Regions from separate parts of the Homo sapiens genome. Here region 2 is linked to region 1. A link is a loop called in an ENCODE intact Hi-C map of the cell type or tissue named here. Cell type or tissue: heart left ventricle. All regions are shown on one strand. Links, peaks and the distances in the headings refer to the core of each region. The heading gives the core; the rest is flanking DNA.

Evidence for each region. Hi-C counts contacts between places; a loop is a spot of excess contacts. Peaks named below come from ENCODE experiments on the same cell type or tissue, not always from the same donor. Only the 100,000 strongest peaks of a DNase experiment are listed, where the experiment ranks them.
Region 2: a loop joins it to region 1, with 3 times the contacts of the local background. A loop is called at or near these places in 32 of 110 quality-filtered maps.

The regions. Positions count from the first base shown.
Region 1 is chr10:92,756,044-92,758,954 of GRCh38, forward strand. No RefSeq gene overlaps it. Among named protein-coding and RNA genes, the nearest start is that of HHEX, 68 kb to the left of the region's middle. RefSeq lists enhancers at 1-2,189, 295-439, 981-1,180 and cis regulatory regions at 160-841, 358-375, 1,004-1,496. In heart left ventricle, for the core only: a CTCF peak has its summit at 1,226; a DNase peak (open chromatin) is centred at 1,228; H3K27ac peaks cover 1,528 bases.
Region 2 is chr10:92,698,107-92,701,017 of GRCh38, forward strand. No RefSeq gene overlaps it. Among named protein-coding and RNA genes, the nearest start is that of HHEX, 9.6 kb to the left of the region's middle. In heart left ventricle, for the core only: no CTCF peak of the experiment used is centred there; a DNase peak (open chromatin) is centred at 1,595; H3K4me3 peaks cover 1,256 bases; H3K27me3 peaks cover 1,602 bases.

The DNA of each region.
Region 1 (2,911 bases), core at 183-2,682:
ACCTCAGTTCTCTCAATCTGACTTCTTGTAAAATTTCAGAGACATTCTCTTGGCTAAGAAGATAACTGAGATTTCAAGTTAGAACTGTAGTATCCTTAACAGAGAAAAGCAAGTGAATCTCAAGTGACCGATTTTGCCTGAGTAAAATCGGAATTAAATCATATGTGGAATTACGACAGAGTCATTGGATGACAATCAGCTTTGTTTCGTTTTTCTGGGACCACATGAAAAAGAGGTTATTTATTAAGAATGGAATAGTTCCTTTAAAATTCTGTAGCAATCATGTCTCTCTCTCTTTTTTTTTCCTTCCAGTCCATGGAAAGTGTTATCTCAGGCAGCTTTGTGCAGGAAGTTGGGTTTATCACTTCCTCACAGTTGCAGTTTGTCTAGGACTTAGCTACATGCTATCAGATTACATCAAAATGTAGGCCTTTGTGTGTTTAACTCATCAAAGGAGTGGGCCCTCAGGACTTGATATCACTTCACTGCAAACGCAGCCATGTAGCAAAACAAAGCCTATCTAAACAGGACACAACTATTTCTGTTGTGCGGCAGCTCCGCTAGCTCGCGCTTTCAGAAATGGTTGGGTTTTGGGTTTCAGGTGTCTGCACTGTTTCACTTCTTGTTTTTATATTTGTATCTTTTTAGAATTGCAGTCATTTGCCTGGTTATGTGCAAGGAAGGAAAACCCAAAATATTACCTATGAGGGAGGAGGCAAGATTGCCCCAATCCACAGTGTCAGTTGGAGGTAGCACTAACCCTTACCTCATCTTCTTGATTTTCACTTGAGAACTCAGTTGCTGCGGTCTCAGTAGTCTGGGCTTCAGGGCTGGCCATGTGGGGGTTTCAAACCTTGACTTCCCTGTGTCCTGGGGCAATTATTTCACCTCTGCGTTTCAGTGTTCCCATCTGAAAAATGAAGTTAATAATAGCACCTGCCTCATAGCTTCATGGTATGGAATAAATGACACAGATTAAAGAATATATGAAGAGCGCTTATAAAAAGTGCTCCCCATTGGAGGGATATCAGGATTTTAAAGTCTGAGGGGATACCACGCCCCAGGCCCTGCAGAGCAGCAAGACTAGCTGGCAGGGCAGCCAGTCCCAGGCTGGGCAAAGTTTCTCAGGCTGTACTTCCACCTTTGGGGCCTCGTTACTATTTTCTTCTCCGTGGAGTTCCCTCTTCTCTGTGGTGGGCTTTCTGCCAGATGCTGCCTCTATTGGCGGCCACAGGAAGCCAATGCAACTGTGAAGTAATACTTCTGCCTCAGGCCTGGCTCCGCCCTGTTGACCAAGGGTTTTTAGATCTGCTCAGCCAACTCTTTTTAATGCCTTGCCTAAAAAGGACTTCTCACCCAGCCCTGCTGCACTAGGATATGGCTGGCTGCCCCAGAGGCTTTGGACAGACAGTTTTCTGGAGAGAGAAAGGGTGGAGCGGACTTCTCCCTCTCAGCTCAATTCTTCAGGAGTTTGGGGTATCATTTTGTGGCAAGTCTCTCATATGATGCTCATTTACCAAAAGCAGGTGTTAAAGGAAGAGGGAGAGAGCTTGATTCTGTACAATCTCTTTGAGCCAGTGGAATAGAATGAGGCACTCTTAAAAAAATGATTTGCATCAGGAAGTATGCGAACTTTCACAGGCCTATGACCGGAAAGAAATTTAAGTTACACCTAAAAAATTGTATGCTTTAAGAAGGTAAATGGTTTTTCTTTTTCTTTTTTAAAATCTGAAACAATTTTGCATAGAAAATTGCAATCAGCCTAAGGGTTTGTTGCTGTTTTTTTTTTGCCTCACTTGGCCAGAGAGACTTTATTGCTTCTTTATACGTCAGTTATTCACTGATAGCTTGCTATCTTCATAGCTTCCTCCGATCCAGACCGTGAGGTGGCAGGTGTCCTGTGAGCCACACTCTGCCTCAGCTGTTTAGAGAATCACTTTGGAGACACCAGTCACCTCCATTCAGTGCTGCTGGCTTAGGGTTGGTGCCACAGGTTCCCATCCATTGGATTTTGCCTCTCTGTCCCTGGCATGGGCTCTTAGGCTGTCTTTTCAGCTTTTGCCCTTAGTATAATAGCACATGATAGTGTGGAATAGCCACAGCCACTCAGATCTGTTTCTTAGACTCCTCTTAATGGCCACAGGGTCAGTTTCACCTCACCCTCAAATCCTAAGCAGGACGCAGATTCCCTGTGTGTCTCTGGTATCCTGGGCTTCCCCTTGACTAGGAATAGAATTGGGACATTTGCCTACAGCCCTCTTAGGATAACTGTGACTGCTAAGTGAAGACCAGCACTTTCTGTTAGATTGATGAGATTAAACTTCTTTTTTTCCAATTATAATAGCAATAAATGTGTTTTCTTTACACATACACATACACACACCCCTATGCACAGAAACGTATAAAGTTTAAATTTTCAGACCTTCATATTAAGGCTACTAATGATAATTTGTTTGTTGTATGCTGTTCTAAGATTTATTTCAGTACAATAAAAGCATCATAAAAAAGAAAAAGATAATGGGATGTACACATACTCTTCTGAAACTTACGTGATTTCCTTCATAGTATATGTTGTATAGATTTAAATGTCAGTATATACAGATTTACCTTCTTATTTTGAGCGGCTGTGGCTATTCCACAGAATAATGTGCTATAATTTATTTACTCAGTTTCTTATTGGTAGACTTTGGACTATTTCAGCCTTTTTTTTTTTTTTTGGTTTAACAAACAGTACAGTACTACTGAACATCCTTGTGCAAACATTTTTGTGCTTATGTGTATTTCTGTAGAATTGTTGGGTTAAAGGTACATACCCTTGAAATTTTAACATGCATTGCTAAATTGAGTACCAGTGTAACAGCTTGCAATCTACCCAAAAGTCAGAAAAGTCTTGTTTCCCCAAACATGTATC
Region 2 (2,911 bases), core at 243-2,742, 58 kb before region 1:
CATAACATTTCTTTTTCTTACTTTTTATGGTTTTCTCAGGGTGAAAGCTGATAAGACATCTTGTGGGAAAAGAGGAAACCATCTCTGATAGTGAAAGTACCTTTTCTCTTTCAACTTTTCTGACAAGCTTTTGTGTGTGTGTGTGGTTTTCATTACTGTGAATATTCATCTTAGTTAATGGGGGCAGGACAGGGATTCAAGAAAACTTATTTGGACTTGGGGAAAACGCATTTTGCTGGGGACAGAAGAGACTTACTAAAATTCCCACTCCAGATATATTGGCATGTGGAAGCTGATGAACCCAAAAGCTCCTGATTTTGATTTTTTTTCAAGATCTAATAATCAATGATCCTTTAAATCTGTGATTGGAGATACTTATGTGACTACTTACAATATGGGGCAGAATGTGAATACCAAACAATCACCCAGGATGCTTCTAAATGATTGGGAGTTCAAGCCAGGCACTTTGGGAGACCAAGGTGGGCAGATCACCTGAGGTCAGGAGTTTGGGACAAGCCTGGCCAACATGGTGAAACCCTGTCTCTACTAAAACTACAAAATTAGCTGGGCGTGGTGGCACGTACCCGTAATCCCAGCTACTCAGTAGGCTGAGGCAGGAGAATCGCTTGAACCCAGGAGGCGGAGGTTGCAGTGAGCGGAGATCATGGCACTGCACTCCAGCCTGGGCGACAGCGTGAGACTGTGTCTCAAAAAAAGAAAAAAAGGCTGGGCGTGGTGGCTCATGCCTGTAATCCCAGCACTTTGGGAGGCCGAGCCGGGCGGATCACGAGGTCAGAAGATCAAGACCACCCTGGCTAACAAGGTGAAACCCCGTCTCTACTAAAAATACAAAAAATTAGCTGGGCATGGTGGCGGGCGCCTGTAGTCCCAGCTACTCGGGAGGCTGAGGCAGAATGGTGTGAACCTGGGAGGCAGAGCTTGCAGTGAGCCAAGATTGCACCACTGCACTCCAGCTGGGCGACAGAGCGAGGCTCCATCTCAAAAAAAAAAAAAAAAAAAAAAAAGAGAAAAAGAAAAAGAAAAAATAAATGATTAGGAGTTCAGTATTTTGTGGTCAAAGTAATCAGGTTGTACTGACATTTATTTTTCAGTCCATAGAGGTTTTAGGAAGTCCCAGTTGGGCTCTGTATATGTCTAATCTAATTTTGTCCCTTGATATGTATTTTTTGGTATTGTTGATAACTCCAAATAAGAAGCACTTTGGAGACTCCTCCCACTCACCCAAAGATCTGAGACCCCAGGTCTACAGAGGAGCAGCTACCCCTTCACATGTGGCTGTAGGAAAACCAGAATCACCCCGTTGTGGATACAAGCATGGCTAGCAGCAGGGGAGATGGAACTCTCTACCCCTCTCTTGCTGGCTGGGGCCCCGGGGGACACCCGCATCCTCAGCCTCCGGTCCCTCAGTTCCTAGAGCGGAGCGTGGCTCCCCCGAGAGGAGGCGGCGTCCCTGGCACGCCGTGGGCCCCGAGTGTCAGTCAGAAAAGCTAGACACCCCGAGTGATTCCCTTCTTTTGAGACAGCTCTTGGGTTCGCAGTTGCAGGCGGGAAACCTCTTCAGTCGGATGTACACAAATCTCTCTGGATAACACAGAGGGCTGCTGCGAGGGGACCTTGGAGCTGGCAGAGACATTTCCTGTCTGCGGAGGATCTTGACTTTGGAGCATCCGGCCGTCGCCGCGAGCGGCCGAACACTTTCCTGCGTCGCTGCTTTAAAAAAAAAAAAAAAAAAAAGTCACTGCCAATATCAGGCGACTTTCCACATGAAAGCCAATGAGGCCGCTTCCCACTTAAAAAACGTTTGTTTAAAACGTATTTTCTAAGCATTCCTTAGACTCCCTTTTATTTTGGAGGGGGAATTTGGTATCTTTGAAAAACCTTAAGTATTCAAAAATCTCATTCTCTCTGAAGACAACTTCTTAGATGAACAAGTACGGGAAACAGTTAACAGCAGAGGGTCCCTCCCCTGCTGCTCGCAGACGCTCGCAGTAAGATATGCTCATAATCTTGTTTATGTTTTTCTTTCATGGTTTATGCCCTTCCATCCTTCTTCTGCTCCCCACTTTTCCTTCCTTATTCATTCCCTTTCTCTTTTTTCCCCTTTCCCTTTTAGGATTCCTCATCTTCATTCAGTTTACTTCCCCATTTAGAATAGAAAATGACTAATCTCTACTCTTTAGATGTCACTATTGGGGCCAAGATTTTCTTTAAATTTATAGAAATGTTCAACTTTTAGCTGAGGTGAGAATCCTGTTTGAGGGAAATGTTGCTGGAGTCCTAATGCGTTGCTCCCATCCCGCCAGGGATAGTTTTTTTTTTTTTTAAGCCAAGATAAGCAATAATAATAACATAGTCCAGGTACAGTGGCTCATGCCTGTAATCGCAGCACTTTGGGAAGCCGAGGCAGGCAGATGGTTTGAGGTCAGGAGTTCAAGACCAGCCTGGCCAAAATGGTGAAACCCCGCCTCTGCTAAAACAAATACAAAAACTGGCAGAGTGTGGTGGCAGGCGCCTGTAATCCCAGCTACTCGGGAGGCTGAGGCAGGAGAATCACTTGAGCCACTGCACTCCAGCCTGGGCGACAAAGTGGGACTCCGTCTCAAAAAAAATAAAAAATAAAAAATAAAAAAATAAAATAACATAAATAGAAGAGTAATAATCCCTGTGTCTCTAGGGTCCAGGCGCTCAGTAGCACTGGAGTGTAATGGAGCTGACAGAGAGAGATGCTGCAATAAGGGATGGACAGCAGATGCTGTGGCAGAGTCTGCCAGGGACTCCCAACCAGAGAAAAGGAAAAGGAAGCCTGTTCCACGGAGAAGGATGATCCTGTACACAGGTCTGGAGGTGAAAGAGGGCAGGGAGTATGCATGACTGGACTCCAGAGATTTTG